Linked DNA regions of Mus musculus: region 1 is linked to region 2. The links are chromatin loops, found by intact Hi-C in ENCODE. Cell type or tissue: heart. All regions are shown on one strand. Links, peaks and the distances in the headings refer to the core of each region. The heading gives the core; the rest is flanking DNA.

Evidence for each region. Peaks named below come from ENCODE experiments on the same cell type or tissue, not always from the same donor. Only the 100,000 strongest peaks of a DNase experiment are listed, where the experiment ranks them.
Region 1: it touches region 2 in a loop (3.0-fold over the local background); 6 of 42 quality-filtered maps call a loop at or near these places.

What each region holds. Positions count from the first base shown.
Region 1 is chr1:55,571,762-55,581,732 of GRCm38, forward strand. All of the region lies in intron 1 of Plcl1 (phospholipase C-like 1), which reads left to right. Among named protein-coding and RNA genes, the nearest start is that of Gm39642, 64 kb to the left of the region's middle. In heart, for the core only: no CTCF peak of the experiment used is centred there; a DNase peak (open chromatin) is centred at 4,350.
Region 2 is chr1:55,731,720-55,741,690 of GRCm38, forward strand. The region is part of intron 5 of Plcl1 (phospholipase C-like 1); the gene reads left to right. Among named protein-coding and RNA genes, the nearest start is that of Gm32949, 150 kb to the right of the region's middle. In heart, for the core only: a CTCF peak has its summit at 4,849 (motif pointing left); a DNase peak (open chromatin) is centred at 4,822; H3K27me3 peaks cover 1,211 bases.

The DNA of each region.
Region 1 (9,971 bases), core at 1,101-9,100, 160 kb before region 2:
TGAGGCAAATTCTCTAGTAGCTTCTTGCAAAAAGATAGTCAGAAATGAATTTTGTATATTTTTGCCTCACTGGGTAGATAGGCACAATGGACTGACTGACCAGGGGCAGATGACTCAGGTGGCTTTTTTGTAGCTGACCCCCCGCCTTCACCGACCCCTGCAGAATATTTTACAGAAATCTTTCTTCTCTTAGGCAGTTCATTTTCCCAGAGAAGAATCTTCATTTACCTTGCAGGGGAATAAAAGCAGCCTGTTGATGTGGATTTGAAGGATCTTTGTGTTCAGTGCACAGCTTTATTCATACAAAATGTTCTTCTCAGTACTTGCCCCCCTTAGTAACTGCTGTGCCTGAGTCTCTAGAGACTCACATTTCTAGTGCGTGATGACAATTAGTTCTTAGGATCCGGGATATGCTTATAAATATTTTCAAGATTTCTAAGAAATAAATAAGCAAACAACATCAACAGAAGAAACAACAAAACAAAACAAAACAAAACAAAACAAAAGCCAACTCAGAAACCAAAATTCAGATTTGTGATATTGGCTGGTGTTGGCTGTACAAATGTTCTCATGGGGGTTGAGTTCAAGCTACTGGTGTGGGGTTACCACAGAGCTAGATCACTGCTTATCATGAGGCCCTGCCAGTCCTGGGGAAGCCAGCTGCTGCTCATCAACCACCAAATCTAAGACAGTCTGGTTTTAGTGATAGTCTTATCTCTCAGAGTATCCCATGTCTCCATTTGTTAGATCTCAGGAGTGAATTGCTTTAACTTTCCTTTTCTGTGTTAAAATGTTTTCTGAATCTGTCCCCATTCCAAATGTTATACCAAGTCACTCCTTCCTTTTACTGAAGTAAGAGTTTATGTTTTTGTTTCCTGACATCTACCTGGTTTTGGAATTTTAAACCAAAAAGGAGCAAAATCATCTTTCCTTTGCGTCTTATTTACTTTTCTGTTGCTGTGATGTAACACTCCGAGAAAAGCAACTTAAGGAAGGAGGAGCTTATTTTTGGTTATGATCAAGGCACAGTCTATCATGGTAGGGAGTCAAGGCATCGGGAGCCTGAAGCAGCTGCTTGTACTGCACCTACAGTTGTGGAGCAGAGAGAGACAGCTGCAGGCTGGTGTTCTGCTCACTGTCTCTATGGTCCAAGACTTCCCTGCCCAGGGAATGGTTCCAGCCACAGTGGATAGGTCTTCTGATCTCAATTAAGCTGTAATGATGATAATAGTTGTGTGGTTAGTGTTGTCTACTGGACAGAATCTAGGATTACTGGGGAGATGGGCATGCTGTAGAAGATTATCTTGATTAGTTAGCTGTTACAGGAAGACCACTGTGTTGACACTATTCGCTGACTGGGATCCTGGACAGTATATATAGCAAGCTCAACATTACCATGTGTTTGTTTGTCTCTCTATGCTTTTTCAACGTGGGTAGGGTGTGACCAGCTCCCTCAAACTCCTGCCAGTGTGATTTCCCTGCCACGAGGGACTATGGCCTAGAACTATGAGCTAAGTAAGCTCTTCCTCCCTTAACTTGTCTTTGTCAGGGTGCTTTACCACAGCATCAGGCAAGAAACCAAGACACTGCTTTCATGAAGCTAAAAGACATACTCTTTTATAACAAAAATAAAAACTAGCTATAAATGACATCTTACCAGGCACAGTGGCACTTATGTATAATCTATGTCCGTGGAGAGCAGCGGCTTGTGAGTTTGGAGCCAGCCTAGGATACATAATGAGACACTGTCTCAAAAAACAAACAAACAAACAAACAAACGAAACAGCAAACATATCATTTGCTGCTAATACGATTTTCAACAATTCCATTAGATATTTGTTTAAGCCTTTAATATATAAGGTTATGGGAAGTAATTTCTGACTTCAATATGTAGGCCAAAATGTTCAATGTAGCTTTAACTATGCACATTTTATATCAGGTACCTATGTGGAAATCATTGCAGTTTATGGTGAGATTTTGAACTTCAAAAATATGGAGGGAAGTAAGTTTAAGGAGACAGAGATTTTATTTACTGTCTAGTCAGTGTTCTATTGCTGTGAAGGGACACCATGACTATACCAACTCTGATAAGAGAATTTAATTTAATTGGGGCTTGATTATGGTTTCAGAGGTTTAGTTTATTATCATCATGGCAGGGAGCATGGTGACAAGCAGACAAATGCTGGAGCAGTAGTTGAGAGCTATATGCTGATCTGTAGGCAGAGAGAGAAAGAGAGGGAGAGGGAGGAAGAGAGAGAGGGAGAGAAAGAGGGAGAGAGGGAGGAAGAGAGAGAGGGAGAGAAAGAGGGAGAGGGGGAGGGGGAGGGGGAGGAAGAGGGAGAGGGGAAGGAGAGAGAGGGAGAGAGAGAGAGAGAGAGAGAGAGAGAGAGAGAGAGAGAGAGAGAGAGAGAGAGAGAGAGACTGGGACTGCCTTGGGCTTTGAAAATCCCAAAGCCCACCCCCAATAACACACTTCCTTCAACAAGGCCTCACCTCCTAATCCCTCTCAAGTAGTGCCACTCCTTGATGACCAAGCTTTCAAATCTATGAGCCGACAGGCTAGCTAGTCTTATTCAAACCTCACCTTTACTTCCTGCATGGCTCACATTGGTCCTATGGCAGTTGTATCTTTCCTTTTTGGAGATAGAGGAAGTTGGTGCTAGGGACACGTTTAGTCCAATTTTGGAACACACACATAATCTATCTATCTATCTATCTATCTATCTATCTATCTATCTATCTATCTATCTATCTAGATATCTACACACACACATCACAATATTTGTAGATATTAGTAACACAAATGTCTTAAAGTTCTTTCTATTCTGTCCATAGTATGTTATTTTATGATATTAAAATATTATTTAGACAGGGTTTCACTATTTAGACCATGCCAGCCTAAGACTCACAGACATCAGCCTGCCTCTGCCTCTCAAGTGTTGGGAGGAAGAATATGTGTCTGTGAGCCACTACTACTATGTGCCTATGCATCACTACTGCTGTGTGCCTGTGTGTCATTACTGCTGTGTGCCTATACATCACTACTGCTGTGTGTCACTACTGCTGTATGCCACTACTACTGTGTGTCTGTGAGCCACTACTACTGTGTGCCTATGTGTCACTACTACTGGCTCCAGAGAAGCTTGCATTTATTTATTTATTTATCTATCTATCTATCTATCTATCTATCTATTTATTTATTTATTTATTTATTTATTTTGAGACAGGAGAGCATACAAATGAGGTTTTAAGCTCCTTAGTATCTGCTTCAGAGTATCTGCTAATTTGTTTATTGTGAGACATAGAGCAAGGGTCTTCCTCCCTTGGTACCTGGATATTCTTATCTGTGAAATTAAGAGAACAGTACAAGTTCCACATAGACTTGTCCAGAGGATTAAATGAGTTAACAGGAGTGGAATACCCAAGGCTGTGAGGCAGGAGGAGCTGTTGTTGTTGACACTATTGATAACCCATTGGTATCGGTTGACATTTGAAGGCGCATTAACATTTATATATGATAGCAAAAGCGGCACAGTCATGTGTATACACGTTCCTCTGGGAAATCTGTTGCCTTATGACCTATGCTATTCTGTACCATTGTACTGTCTCACTCTACAAACATAAATACCAACCAATTACTACGCTAAATGCTGAAAATATAAGTTTTCAAGCAGAAAAAAAAGTAAGTCATTTAGTAATATATCAAACTTGATCTTTCCTCAGCCTTCTTTTCCAAAAAGAACTGCTGATAATGAACATTGTAACCTTTCCTGTAAAAAGAAGTAACGACAAACCATGGATGCATTGGGAGGAGAAATGAGTGAATATTTCTATTTATTTGGAGTACATGAGGCTTTTCTCTTTACTGACACAAAATAACCAGACACCCTAAGGTGGAAGCTTGACCCATGTGACTCTACATGTTTTGTTCTGACTGTGGAGGAATAACTCAAACAAAGTCAAAAATCTAAGCACAAAGTAGGAAGAACACTGCAGCTCACATGACAGATGTGAGGAACTGTAATCACTAATCAATCGAGGGTGGCAAACAGCCCAAAAGGAAATGCAAGGACTGATACTCCCTGATAATGGAGCAAAACTACAGCAAAGATAAACAAAGGCATCACTCAGGCTAAAAGAAACTTATACCGAAAGGCTTTCTGCTGTTGGGAAGCAGAGGCTGAGGTCTGTGGGGAGGGTGTGAGTCCCAGGGCCTCTGACCTGAATGCCCAGCCCCTCCCTGTCTCTCCTCCCCAAAGAGCTCTTGAGTGCTATTGCTATGCAGATCCATTTCTTGGGAAATGCCTTGGCAGTGTACCTGTGATTTAGCAAGGCCACCCAGCTGTGCATGAGTCACAGGTGGCAGCTACTTCACATGCCTGTGAGCCAAGCACACTCATCATTTTAAATGTCTCCTTCCTGTAGGAGCCAGAATTGGCTGCTGTGAGCCATTTCGTTGGGTCTGATGTCACTTTCTGAGACCGTCTACTGTGGATCCAGTTGCACATCTTGCTGAGGGGTTATCTCTGGAGGGAAACAGAAGGAAACAAAACAAAACCAGCCTCCAGGGCATGTGGAGGAGGAAGAGGCTATGCTGGCTTCTGGATTCATTTCTTCAACACATATTTGCCGAATACTTAGTGTGTGTGTCAGACACTAAGCTTAGGACATGGGAGGGGAATACATTTGCATGGGACATGGAGGAGTATGGGGACAAATGATTGAAAAAGGTGCCTGAGAGTTCCAGATGGCTGCTATGAAGGAAAGATGACATCAGGCGACAGTGAGCAGAGAGGAGTTAGTCGATGAATAAGTACATACATTCATACACACATTTCATATACATACAGAACAGTGCACTTCAGATCTCTGTGTGCCTCAGAATCACTTGGGGTCTTGTTCAGGAAAACAGCATTGCCTGTCTTAGTTCTTGACTCTCTGGGGTTCTGGTGTGAGGACCAGGCATCAGCCTCAGGTGTTGTGGTTCTGCTTGCTCTACAAAATTATGTTTGCATTGCATGATATACACACATGGGTCTGTGCGTCTGTGGGTGCCTGTGCCAGAGGGTGGCATGAGTGTCTTGCTCCATTGCTCTTACCTTTATTTCCTTTAGAGACACAGTCACTGCTGAACCTGTGGCTCACTGGTTTTTCGCTAGTTCTAGCTATCCAGTGAGTATCATTGACTTTTAAAAGGGTGAATAGGGACAGGGCAGGGACTTTCTGGGCATTTAAGCATGCTAACCCGGTCTGGTGGTACCTGCCAGGCATTCAGTTATGAATGAACAATGAAGTTACTATTATATATCAATCCCACTTGTTGTTTTGATGGAAATGTGGATGAGATTACAATGTAGAAAGGACATCAGATATCCAGTGATTAAAGATTATGTCCTAACTAGATAATCACAAAGAATTTTGCTAGTTAAATGAATCCCCTGGATTCAGAAGAGCAAAGTGTTTTGATGTAAGTGAGTGTCTCTTGCATTATCCACAAGCAGAAGGACCTCATGCTCCTCAGAGTTTCTGAGAAGTTCTGCTTATGATCACCTGTTTGCTCTCATTTACCAGCACTGCAGTCAGTGTGACTTAGGTAGGATCAAAGTAAAGATGGGACATGATTTTACTCAAAGGCTCCCCCCTCCTCCATGTGTCAGGTTCTATGAGTCCATGGGGTTAGTGGTGGTTGTGGACAGTTCATAGTTCAGGACCTGGAAGTCTTTTATGATAGCTTGTTGCTTTGAGGAGTACTCCAGATAGGGTCAGAGCTGATTTGTATGAGATGGCAAAGTAAGTGTTAGAATTTATTTCTATAAAGAAGAATCACCTTTACGATGAGGGAGAAGAAAGCTGCTGAAAACTGTTTACATAGTCACTCAGATGCCCAGATGTGTGAATAAGCAGGTGGATTCTCTAACTTGTCCAGGATGCACATCTCTGAATTGTCTCTGCACACATTTCTTTCTTTCTTTTTTTTTAATTAGGTATTTTCTTCATTTACATTTCAAGTCCCCCATACCCCCCACCCCGCTCCCCTACCCACACACTCCCACTTCTTGGCCCTGGTGTTCCCCTGTACTGAGGCATATAAAGTTTGCACAACCAGTGGGCCTCTCTTTCCACTGATGGCCAACTAGGCCATCTTCTGATACATATGCAGCTAGAGACACAAGCTCTGGGGGGGTACTGGTTAGTTCATATTGTTGTTCCACCTATAAGGTTGCAGATCCCTTTAGATCCTTGGGTACTTTCTCTAGCTCCTCCATTGGGGGCCCTGTGATCCATCCAATAGCTGACTGTGAGCATCCACTTCTGTGTTTGCTAGGCCCCGGCATAGTCTCACAAGAGACAGCTATATCAGGGTCCTTTCAGCAAAATCTTGCTAGTGTATGCAATGGTGTCAGCATTTGGAGGCTTATTATGGGATGGATCCCCAGATATGGCAGTCTCTAGATGGTCCATCCTTTCGTCTCAGCTCCAAACTTTGTCTCTGTAACTCCTTCCATGGGTGTTTTGTTCCCAGTTCTAAGAAGGGGCAAAGTGTCCACACTTTGGTCTTTGTTCTTCTTGAATTTCATGTGTTTTGCAAATTGTATCTTATATCTTGGGTATTCTAAGTATCTGGGCTAATATCCACTTATCAGTGAATACATTATTTATAATAGCCAGAAGCTGGAAAGAACCCAGATGCCCCTCAACAGAGGAATGGATTCAGAAAATGTGGTACATTTACACAATGGAGTACTACTCAGCTATTAAAAAGAATGAATTTATGAAATTCCTAGGCAAATGGATGGACCTGGAGGGCAGCATCCTGAGTGAGGTAATTTAATCATAAAAGAACTCACATGATATGTACTCACTGATAAGTGGAATACCTAAGATATAAGATACAATCTGCACACATTTCTAATTATCAACCCTGCACAGGGACTAAAGATTATATTCCATTCTTGTATAAAGGGGACATGAAGTTAACTGGATCATCCTAGCAGCTGTCACTTACAGTCCCCTTGAGGGAAGAAAACACTTTTTGTGGAAATGTCTTCATAATCCACTGAGGGGTACCAAGTTGAATTGGAGAACATGTCAGAAATAAGATCCAGGGAAGCAAAGGACAATGGCTACACATACCCAGAACAAATTAGGGATGAAGGGATTTGCCTTATGATTCCAGAGGTATGGAGTTCATCTTGGTGGGAAATGATGGTGGCAGAGCTAGGAAGCTGGATGGTCACAATTTTGTCTACACACAGGTAGGACAGACACAGAACAGGAAGTTGGGGGAAAGAAGGATATAAACCCTCCAAACCTGCCCTCTGTGATGTATTTCCTTCACAAAGGCCCCACTTCCTTAAGGTTCTCTAACCTCCTTACATAGACAACAAGTATTTAAATATAGGAGCCTGTGAGGGCTTGGGGAATTCTCATTCAAACCATAACAAAAGTGCAGGGAATTCATTTTCCTGTAAAGCAGTAGGACAGAGGAAGGAGAGAAAAGCTTGCACTGGTACAAAGCTAAGTGAAGAAGTCTGTGAAGTAATGTGTGTCAGGCTGCCCAAAAGGAAAAGTCAAGATAAGAGGTGTTTTGATGGTGAGTATGAAATAGCATTCTTTTTTGCTGTGCAAACTCTTCATCTACTTTCCTTAAAAATGATGGACTGAGTAAGGTACATGTCTATAACCTCATATTTGAGAGGAAGAGGTAGAAGGATCAGTATCTCTGGGGCAGCTGTGTCTATGGAGTCATTTCAAGATCTTCTTGGGCTATATGAGATTCTATCTTAGAAAACAAATGCATGAATAAATAAACAATGGCAATCAGATAGATCAAGCATGTCTCTTATGCTCATGGGTGTAATGGACTTGTATGGGTGGGAACCCAAGAAAGGGTGCATTTCACATCATTCTAGTGGTGAGCAGACAGGACTGTGGAAGGAGGAGTTGAACTGGTTTTGAGGATCCCTGCTTCCAATTATATATTTAAGGAACCCTTAAAAACTGTCAGGAGAGCTTTGATGGCAGATTCTAAATTCAGACTATCCTTGAATTGAAAGAGTTTGGACAGCAAAGATTGTTTGTCTTGACAGATTGGGGTCCCTGCTCTTTTAATGTCACTGGGGCCCACTGGCTCTTCTCCAGCTTTCTGAAATATTTCATTGACCTCAGGCTCTCACTCAAGCATCTTGCTTCTGCCTATCTCTCCTGCTAGTATATTTTATGTCACTGTCCTTTTCCCTCCATTTCTCCTTCTTCTGGTCTTGTAGGAGACCTCCATAGGTCTCTTTTGTAACCTGTCTAGAACCTGAACTCAGCCAGGTCTCCAGTCACCCAGGAAGCAAGGTCAGACATGACTAACATTTGGAAAATTGTTTTCCTGGGTATGAACATGGATGGAATGTTTGTTTTTCAAAGATTATATATTATATGATTTTAAATAGTAAAGGTTGTGGCATAACAGGCAATTCTGAAAGATTGCTTCACTAAAGAGATGTCCATAGCACCTTCACTGCTTGCCAGACTTTATCACCCCGAACAAGTACCTCAAACACTACCTACACTGAAAACACCAAAGCCAGAATGTAATGTTTCATAGGAAACAATCATAAGTGCCAATGTAATTCAGTTATTTGCATATTTTTCTGAGTCTGTCTCGCTGCTTCATATTGGCTAGTTATAAGTAGACAGAACTCTAAGATAGACTTGTGTTTTCTGTGTGGACACTGGCTGTTTGTCTTCAGTCTAACTGAAGATTACAGTTCTATGATACAGTGATGGAATCATTTCCCATCAGAAAATTTTATTACAAAACCCTCTTTGGTTATCTGGGGCCAGACTGAAACACCTAGAATGGTAAGAAAATAAGTCTAGCCTCAGGGCTGCTCTACACAGGAGTAACATGCTTGCAAAGCCATGGTAATGTATTTCATCCTGGAGAAGTTGCTCCCCAGGAGGCTCACTGTCTTCCAGCCAAGCATCTGGAGGTAGGAAAGATGAAAATAATGGCGGAGAAGGTCAGGAGTACAATTGCTTATAAAATTGAAATGGCATAAAATTTATGACTTGGGGTTGAGTTTGGTGAATGTGTAGTTATAAAATTGGCAATGTCCTTCATATCCTGTTTACTTTGGAATAAAAATACATATAAATATTGTCTTCTTGATCCTATGCTTAGCCTTTCTTCTAGAATAATGTCCACTTTCTTTTGGGAATGGTGCCAATTCCCACTGGACAGTAATATTCCTTTACAGGATCCTCCTATTTTTCTCCTCCCATCTGTTCTTTTATAGGGCAAGAGTGGACAGGCCAGGAGAGGGTACCTGACTGAAACTGGTCCTTCCCTTGAAAATTTCACACATACTGGGAAAGTATCAACTCCCCTTTCATTGCAGATTATATGCAATATGAAATTAAGAAGATCTGATAGCTAGGCTTGCTGACCAGGGTAAAGGAGTCTGTGCGAGAAAGATGGATGGAGAAGGGAACACATTTTTCCCAGTCTGAGTATTCCAGTTTCTTTAGCTTTGTTTCTGTATTTTAGTTTTGCTTATGTCTGTCACTTAACAACAAAAACAACAAAATGCACTAAAACCAATTACAAAATCCCAGGGAACATCTAGGCTCTGTAGGATAATATCTAACTGCAGGCTACAAGGTTTTCATCGAAGTCGTCCTGAAGCAGACAGAACAGCAGTGGTTGACTGTGGGATGTTACCAAGGAATGTGGAGTCCATAGAAACCCTGTAGATTGATTTTGTGCTCGTCTTCTGATACATGTCTAATGGTCACCCAAAACAGTTACCAAGCCTGAAGACTGTTGGTCTCTTTTGGCTGGTTAGGGCAGCCAACAAAACTTAATTTGTCTGGGTGTTGAGCATTTATGATTGATTTCCCAGAACTGATATGACCATTTTTGTTTGTTTGTTTGTTTGTTTGTTTGTTTTGTCTCTCAGCTGAGAACCAGGCTTTTT
Region 2 (9,971 bases), core at 1,094-9,093:
GTGGAACTACAAGGAGGTGCTCTGAGAGGTAGTGTGTGTGTGTGTTTAGTTCATTGACTGGCCTTGGATGGAGACCCAGCCCCTATCTTATTCTTTCTCTGCTTCTTTCTCTCTGTGAAGTGGGAGCATTTTCAGGCTTTCCCACTGCTGCTGAAGGCCTGAAAGAAACATGGCTGACTCTGGTCTGAAAACTCTGAAACTGTGAGACCAAACACATCTTTCTTTTATGAAGGGTTGTTGATCCCAGGCATCTCATAACAGAGTCAGAAACTGTATGTGCTATGTGCAAACATCCCAGGTGCTTTGAGACAGTCCTATGGGTCTGGTTTGCTCTCATTTTGTCCCCACCTTTACAACCCCTGATTAAATCAGACTTCATTTTTTTTTTTTTTGTCTTAAGGCAAAATAAACAGATAAAGAATGTTAACTACTTTAGAATTACTTGTGGTCTATGAGGGCACATAGACCACTGAACTGGCATTTTATTCCTCTGGTCTGCTTAAAAGTTCGGAATTTGAGTTTTCGCTGGAATAACTGTATAGACACTTGAGAACTATAGGTGCTTACGGCTGGTGAGAACATGGCTATTTGCACACTGTTATTACACTCTCATATTACACATGTTTCAGGAAACTGGTTCATGCTATTGTGGCCTTGATATTCAACCAATAGCTTCCTGTGACTGCTAAAAATAAAGCCAGCCTGTGAACTCTTACAGATGAAAAAAGTGTCGATTAGCAGTAATTTCAGTGAGTAGGATGGAAGACTTTTGATGATGGACATTGTATGTCTGGAGTCAACTCATACAGTCCTTGTGGGCTGAAATCATAAGAGGAGAAGGCCAGCCGCTTTCTGCCCATTCTCCTGTATGTAGAATACAGTTTAGACTGGGAGAGAACAGATTCCATGGAGAAGAACTATTGACTACATGAGCATTGTGCATTGTGCATTGTATGTGGGGTGTCTCTGGTTCTTTATGAACCGCCTCACCCACTGATCCCACTCATCATAAGCTCTGCAAGAATAGATGGAGGTGGTGGCTGCAGTGCTGGAGGGATGGGCCCATCTGTCCTCCCAGCTATTAAAATCTATCCTCAGGACAAACAAGAGACAGAATAAATAGTACAGTCTCTACAAGCACCATCAGAGTGAAGGTTCTGAAAAGCATACACCTTGCATCTAAATCACTGTAGCATTAACTGGACAGAATCATTTATGTAACCTCTATTTAGTAATTGCCACCCCCCAAGTATAATTTTGTTCTAAGTAATTCTTCTCTGGTCAGAAAGAGAGATCAAAGAGTAACTACTACTATCCTTGGTTTTTAAATGTCCTTACTGTTTAGACAGCTGCTCCTGGGAACGCCAGTTCTCTTGGATTCTTCGTCAAGGACACCCGGTAGCTGTTTACAGAGGCATTCTTGAGTTTTGCTGCCCTTGACAATTAGTCACATGAGAGTTCATGAATCTCACTGAAGTTAAACATTAGTACAACTGAAATTATCTTGGTAGAAATGTCTGCATATAGTGCTCCCCTTCTGCACATAGTGCTCCCCTTCTGCACATAGTGCTCCCCTTCTGCACATGAGATTTATTAGTTAACAAACCTCTGGAGCTGGACAGAATTGTGCTTCCTAATATGTGAGGTTTGCACCGAGTAAAGCCTTGGGGTGCCAGTCACATGGGATCTGTATGAATGGTGCTCTGTACATTTGTCATGTGACTGCTCTGAAGTTGTCAGTCTATCCATTTTCTCTCTGGCTTCTGTTTGCCATGACATATTATGTGCTTTTAACATTCATTTATGTGCATCATAATTATTGTATAATATAGTGATTTTCCCTTATACTTATGAGTGAACCTTCATAATTTCACAAAGGTTCATATGTAATGGTGAGTCTCTTTGTGGATTGACTTGTTTGTTTGTTTGTTTATTGTTCACTGAAGCACAATAGAGAAGATTAAAGATCCAGAAAATGTTAGGTGAGGGAAATGTAGTTGCTGTTCAGCTAGATCTTAACCTCAGGCAAATTTGGCAAATAAACACGAAGTAATTTCTAACTCCACGGGAGAAGTAGAATTTTTGCTGGAGCTCCTATTTTTAGAACATTTGGTCCTCTTTTCAAGTCTAATAAAACATCCTGATAAGTAAAAACTCAAGGGACAGATCTTGGGCTCCCGAATAAACAAAGGCTCTGAACTTATTAAGGACATTAAAATGGAGACACCTTTATAAATGATGCAAGTATACTTGGATGAGAGAAGTGACTTGCTGTTTGTCTTTCAAATGGAGGAGAAGCTGCCATGCACTTGGCCTGGGAAAGGCCACTTCAGGAGGCCTTCTCTTGGCTCTGTACCTTCGCCTGGTCTACACTTGCTTGGAGCTCCAGCTCAGAGAGCCCTCCACCTCACCTCCACCACAAGCCCACAGAAGCTTCAGGACCATTGCCTCCGAGGATTCTTGCTCTCCCCACCTACCTGACAGGCTATCTGCTCCGTGCCACTCAAAATCCTCCACAAGCCCTTCCCTTCCCTTCCAGGGAAGCTTCCTGACCTCCAACACTCACACATCTTCTCATTAAAACGGTCTGTGTCTAGCACGCTGTCATACCCGAGTTCCTCTCGGTCACTGTATTACCAGGGTTTATATGTTGTAATCCTAGTCCTAAAACCTTGTATTGTAACTGGTTTTGCAAGTAGGATCCTTAAAGAGGTCATAAAGTGAGACCTAAAATATAGAGTGCCCAGCTGCTGCACACAGGGACTTAGGACGTGGAAGAAACAGCTTATCACATTGTATTGCAACTGGCTATTGAATTATAGCTGTGGCCATTGCCATAAGGAAAGGGACTGGAGTGAAAATAACGTGGCTCCATTCACCTCATTGCTGAAGGTTGGCAGGACTCTCTCTCTCTCTCTCTCTCTCTCTCTCTCTCTCTCTCCCTCCCTTCTGTCCAGTAAATGCTAGCCGCCAGTGTCCATTAAAATGTTCAGTGCATCATTAAAATTAAATGGTGTTCTTGTTGTCTTCCTCAATGGCATGAGTACCATTGCAGGCTCTCAGTGGTCACATGTGCCTGGTGTCTCGCACTGTGGGCAGCAGATTTTCATTGAGAACACTGTCTTGGCTGTTGAGTCACAGCAGGATAAGCAAAAAGAGGAAACTTGGAACTGTTAATTCCTTAGAGAGTGAGGATGGGCATACCTACCTAAACAACTGCTTCTGTCAGCAGGACCCGGTGTGAATCTCACCTCCATCTGGCCTTCAGAAAGGTGAATGAGGCTTGCTCTTGAAATAGAAGCAGATCTCCTTTTCTTTTAGTATTCTACACGTTGAGGTTTTGCATTTTGAGTCTGCTCCTTATATGTGTTCCTACTGAAGAATTCTTTCTGTTTTCCCAGTTCCATAAAATGAATGCCGTGGACACAGACGCCTTGGAGATTTTCACTTTAACATGCATTGAATGTGGATGCAGTGCGGGCCAATCTGCATGTGCTCCAAGCACAAGAAAAAAAAAAAAAAAAAAAAAAAACTAAAGCAAACCAAGGAAAGAGTAAATGAGTGTGAACTACAGAGCTGACTGTGGTGGCCTAATGCCCTTGAAATGAGCATCGTTTATGAAAAGGTGTGCTCAGAACCACAGCTTAGGAAAATGCTGCATGTGGAGTGTGGCTGTTTGCTCTACTGCCTCTCAGGGTCGCCCTTGGAAGGGAGCTTGTCCAGATCCACTGATTTCTTGTCAGTGCCGAGATGTCCCCTGGAAGGTGCCAGCCTGGCTGTTTGAGTAAGTGACTGGGGAGAGTTAGAGTGGCCCAGGGGGTCCCACCTGAGACTGTTTAGGATGCTCTGTCGACGTTCACTTAGGCAGCACTGCAAACATGGCACTGTGGAATGTGTACAACGTTCATAAAGGCTGTTTTCTAGGAGTGCGTACAGCTTCCTGAATCTCTGGGTAGCAGTTATAGAATCCTGTAGAGGGAGGTGTGCGTACGGCCTTAAATTTGTTTCTAGAAAGGTGGTTGCTTCTTGCTGAGTAATTTTGTTTAATGGTTGTTTATGCTCTTTTCTCCTGGTAGTTTCCATTTTCACTATGTGCTCCAAGTATGGCTGTCCCTCTGAGGTTTTGACTCCTTGTCATATCTCTCTGAATACTCACTTCCTTTGGTTCTGCCTTACAACTTCTTCATGGTCCAGTCCCAAACAAGTCCTCAAAAAATTATATCTGTGATTATACATTTTCAGAAATCAAGGAAAGGTAAGAGAGTAAGAGATCAAACATTTTGCTGTCCTTGACCATGCGGACAGGCCTGTGGCATCTCTACTGTATCCTGGTCTTGTTCTCTTTCTTGGCTTATAAACCTGAGTTGCTATCATTCATTTTGCACTATTAGCAAATGAAAAATATGGAAACATTTCCTGAGGTAACTGACAGATAAGAAAACTGGTTTTAACTAGTATTGGAAAAAAAGTACTGTGTGTGCGCGCATGCGTGCGTGCATGCGTGAGTGTGTATGTGTGTGTGTGCGCGCGCGCGTGCGCTGCATAATGGTGGAAAATAAGCAGCAGTGGATGGTGGGCTTTTGGAGATGTTTGATTGACAGTTTCAGTGTTTACTAGAACTGTTTTCCACCTGAAGTCTGTGAACAGCATGTTTACCTAGAATGGCAGTGTTGACTTACGCAGGTCAGTGACACATCGTTGTATTTGACAACTTGGGAAGCTATCAGAATTTATTTGCAGCTCTACATGGAAGCAGAGGAATGGACCAAATGGCTTCCCAAGGATGTTTCTAATCCCTGGAGCCCAAGATGCACTGGCTCTACCCAAGCCCAGAACAGGGGTGCCCCCTCCTGGCCGATGTGAGAATTTCTCATTGTATGGTGCTAGACATGCATGGAGCATAGGAAATCTCTGCTTTTACTTTTAACTTTAGGTAGATTTATGCATACTCAAGCTAATCTGACTTATATTTTCATTTCTTGAGTAGACTTTCCATGTCACAGAGATAAGGGGCTCTGAAGTAAGGAGAAAGAACATTAGGGTACTGGGATAAGCCAAGTTTGAGAAATAAGCCTCAAGTTTAGGCTTGTCTCTCTCCCACTTCATAGTTTGCCCTGTTTCCTTTCACAATTCATGGTTTAATTATTCATTGTTCAGCTTAACTGACTTTATACGTAGATTTCTTATACACATAAAAGACCTTTAGAAATGAATGTGGCCCCTCCGGCATTCTTCCTCTCTGTCCTCACCCACATCCAAACTTCTTGACAAAGTTGCTTAGACATGCAGAGTTCACCTCCTTACCTCCCACTCATCCTTAGCCAACTTTCATCTGTCTTCTCCCCCGCCACTCCATTAAATCATTTTCCCAAGGTCATCAGAACCTTGTTGTGAAATACTGTGAACACTTCTCGGCTTTTCTCTTACTTGATTGGTTGTGAGTGTCTCCCTCCTGCTCCTGGTTCACGCTGCTCCTGTCTCCTTACTGCATCTCTGGACTTTCTCCCAGAAGCCTTTGCAGATCCTTCCCTCCTGCTAAATTTTGGTGTTCCTCTGAGTTAGAGGTAGGCTCTCTCTCTCTTTCCTTCTCTCCCTTTCCTTCTCTCTTCCCCCTCTGTTTCTCTCTTTCTCACTCTCTCCTCTCCCTCTATATTTCTCTGTCTCTTTTTCTTCCCCTCTCTGTCTCCCTCTGTCTCTCTGCCTGTCTCTTTCTCTCCTTATCCCCCTCTCTGTCTCTTTGTCTCTCCCTCCTCCTCTCCCCCTCTCTGTCTCACTGTCTGTCTCTGTCTCTCCTCTCCCTCTCTGTCTCTCCCTCTTTGTCTCTCTATCCCTCTACCGTCTCTCTACCTCTCTCATCTCCCTCTCTCTCTCTTTCTCTCCCCCTTTCTCTGTATCTGTGTCCCTGTTGTTTGTCTGTCTCTCTCTGTCTCTTTCTATCTCTCTCTGTTTCTCTCTGTGTCTCTGTCTCTGCCTCTCTCTGTATGTCTAGAGATGGTTTTGATTCCTTTCTGTTCTGTCAGCTCGCAGGCCTCTCTTGTAGTGGTTGTCTCTGCTTATCTTTGGATGATGCTCACTCCTACATACTTCATCTGTCCCACCACATGAAAGTATCCACACTACAGCCAAGCCAGAGCATCTCCTGTCTGCTCTAGTGACTCCTGTCAGATTCCTACCTCAAAATAATGAAACTGAGATTCTGGGAGGGAGATCTTTTTTCTGATCCATGCTCTTTTGGATCAGCCTCCGGGTCATCTCGCTAAGAGCCTTTTCTTCTCTCAGCCCTCACCGCCACGGCTGTCTTTCCTTACCATGTGTTTTTTAATTCTCCTCTTTCGTATATGCTTCTGCCCCTTTTATAGCACAGCAGATGGGGCTACTTTTCTAAACATAAAAAAATGGCATGACCACTTTCCAGCCGTGGCTTCCTTAAGCCCTTCCTGCAGCTCCCAAAATCCCTCTGCACAAGCCTGTGGCTGCTCTTCCCCACCCCCCCCCCTTTCCAGGTCTCCTCTCATCATTTATTCCAGGTTCTTCCTACTCTGAACTTGTTCTCCTTCTTTAATGGCATGGGGATGTGATGCAGTCTGTCCTTGACGCCTCAACAGCCTTCCTTTGAGCTGGGGAGATGGCTCAGCCAGGAAAGTGCTTAGAAGTGTGAGGATCTGTAAAAAGCCAGGCTGGGAGGTGGGCACCTCTAATCCCAGCACTAAGGAGACAAGAGAATTCCTAGAGCTTGTTGGTGCCAGTTTAGCCAGATAAGTGAGAGTTACTTTTGCACAATGTGTGTGTGTGTGTGTGTGTGTGTGTGTGTGTGTGTGTACGTGCACGCTTCCCTGAGCTCCGGCTGTCATATACCACCACATCTTCAGGATTCCTTCACTGGTGTCTCCCTTTTCCTGTCCCTTTGCATTCCGACAGGTGTGCTTGCTCTGAGTTCCCACATGATCCTGTTCTTCCTCACGTAATTACTTCCGTCTCTCCTTCCCTATTCGGTAGTCTTTCCTGCTTCACGCAGTTACATGGATTTTAACACAGCGCGTTTGAACCAAGCTCTAATTAATGAATAAACCTTTAGAACGTTAGGTGAACTCAAAGAAGCTCTCATTAAATCCCATGTTTCCCCGCAAAGGGAAGCCAGCGGCATTCCTAAGGTCACTGAGCCAATCCCGAAAATGTCAACCATTCTTCTCTAGCTGCCAGCCAGCAAGTTCTTTTCTGTATGTTGGTTTCTCAACAAGAAGCCTGAGAAGCCGTGCAGTGTGACAGCAGCACAGATCAGAGACTATTTTCCCGGCTACTGACCAGGCAGGGGTGTGAGCCAAAAAGCAACATGCTGTCCCTCCCACTTAGAACATTTTCTCTAGAATCACAGGAGTGCAGACTACTTGAGTTCTTTGGGTGAGACTTTGAGGCAGTGCACAGAGCATGTCTCCTGGGCGGAGCCCGGATACCTCTCACTCTGCAAGCAGACCTTGGGGACAGCGAGTCCTTTTCTTTTCCCTTGGGAGGGGAAGTGGGTAGAGTTCTCTCTGGCTGTGTGACCTCGAGAAGGCTCAGCTCCATACTTCTCTCTTTCCTTTAATTTAGGGTGGCCCCATCACTTGACAAACTGGCTAAGCCTCTTTGAACTTCCAACTTCTCTGAAAGGATAAATCAGATTGGTTTTTCTACCTGATGTGGGACCATCATATAGGTCTGATGATGATTTGGCCACATGTAAATGTGTTCAGAGGAGGCTCTGCTCAGGTAGTGCAGTTCATCCCAGGTCAAGATCAGTTTGTGTTGCTCTCTTTCTTGCTTTTGTTTAATTGAAGTAGAATTATATCATTTCCCTCTTCTCCTTCCTCCAGTGCCTCCCATGTTAACTCCCTCATTCCCTTTCAAATTCATGTCTCTTATTCTTTATGATTTTTACATATAGATCCAGATATGTCTGCAAATAAATATATAAATGCAACCTGCTCCATCTGTTTAGTATCACTGACCACTTGAGAATGGATAATCTTTTAGGGGACTCATCTTTAGGAAAGACAAATTCTCTCTCTCAGCAATTGTTAACTGATTGTAGTTCTTCATCTAGGAGTGGGTCATCCTTCCCTGGGATGCCAACTCATGTTGGAATTGTTTAGGTCTTTAAGAGGCAGACATATTGCTGAGATTTCATGGGTCTAGCTTACCTGTTATCTAGAAGACAAAATCTTGTAGTAGATTTCTGGTTTTCTAGCCCTTACAGTCTTTCTGCCCCCTATTCCTCAATGTTCTCTGAGCCTTAGGAGCAGGAGATGTATTGGAGATGCTTCAATTGCATCTGGGCACTCCAAAGTCGGAGGTTTTCTGCATTTTTGACTAGTTGTGGCTTTCTGGAAAAGTCTCTGTCTACTTAGAAAAGAATGCTGTTTGATGAGAGATGAGAGCTACACTAACCTGTGGGCGTAAGGATAAATGTTCAGAGTGCAGTTAGACCTTATACTTGTTTTGGAAGGAGGCAGTAGTAGGTTCCCTTTGAAATCTGTGGCCTCAGCAGCCAAGGGTGCTTGGCTAGATTTATAGTTCCAGATGTGATTTCCCACCTATTGACTGCCTTATGTCCAATCAATTAGCTGTTGGTTACAGCCAAGATAAAAGTGCCACTATCATCCCTCTAGGGAACTCTTGCTGTTCCGGTCACTGTCATCATGCATAGGCATCGCAGTTGGATCGGCCTGTTAGATGTTTTCTTCAATCTGTAGTTTACATAGTACCTCTCAGTACCATCAAGCCAGTCCTCACAGAGGGACTTTCTGGTGAGGGATTCTAGTTCCTCTGAATCCTGTGTATAAAGTCTGCGGTGTCCTCAGCAATAGGGCTTTCTGGGAGGTGACCAAGAGCGAACGGCAATTGTCTATATGGCTTTTGGAGTTTCTTGGACTCCCTGGAGAAATACTCAAAAGGATGATTCTCTTGCTTGGTACTGGGGTTTTTGTTAGTCTGTGATTTTTTTGAGGGTAACATTATGACCCCAAGAGACATAACTTCCTTTAAATTATGCACATATATTTACATATATTTAATATAGGCATATGTTTATGTGCATTGTGTTAATTTTACATAGATATAAAATTATATGATTCCATATGACTTTTAAAAGACCCTTACTGTGTGTTCTCAGGAGTATACTGATGAAGCTAAAGAAGAGGGCCATGTTGCTTTGCTTATTACAGATCCATGGCTGCAGAAAGAATCATGAAGGCTTGTCGGATAGAGTTCCTGATTTTCTACTGCAGTAATTGAAAGTTCCTCTTACTTTTTTCTTTGTTTTCTTAGTTCACACATCAAGTTCTAAGGACTATCAGCTGCTGTCATGTCAAAGTGCCGAATGTGAGCGTCCTACACCTCACCCCCCACTGGCTTCATTTTCACAGCAATCTATTCTGGGAAGAAATCTGAGGCCCAAATAGAAAGAAGGATTAGGGAGGCATTGGCATGACACAGAACCCAGTAGGTTTTGTGAATGTATGGTGGGTTGTTTTTTTTTCAGGGATATATATTTATAAAGTTGATTTAAAAATAAAAAGGTAAGAGTGATGGTATTTGACATTTAAACGAGATGTTTTGACACATGCATATGAGTTAGTGGTGTGAATTCCATAAAGTCAGCAGGAGTGAGGGTAGAAATGTGAGTCTCTTCAGAGATGCCACTCACACACTCACTTGCGGCTGTGACCTTGCTGGTCAGTATCTGTCACTTCTGTTCACCGAGTCCTCAGGATGGAGACATTCTCTTCAAAGATGTTAGTGCTATGTGACCTTTGATTTGGTCTCTGGATGAAAAAATAACAGTGTGAAAATTTTTATGGGACACTTAGGCTAATTCAATGTGTGCTGGGTAGCAGATGTTAGCACTGAATGGATATTAAGATTCATTCATCCATATTTATTAATAGAGGTATTGTGTTTGTATATAGATATGTAGAGTGGTGTAAACATAGTAG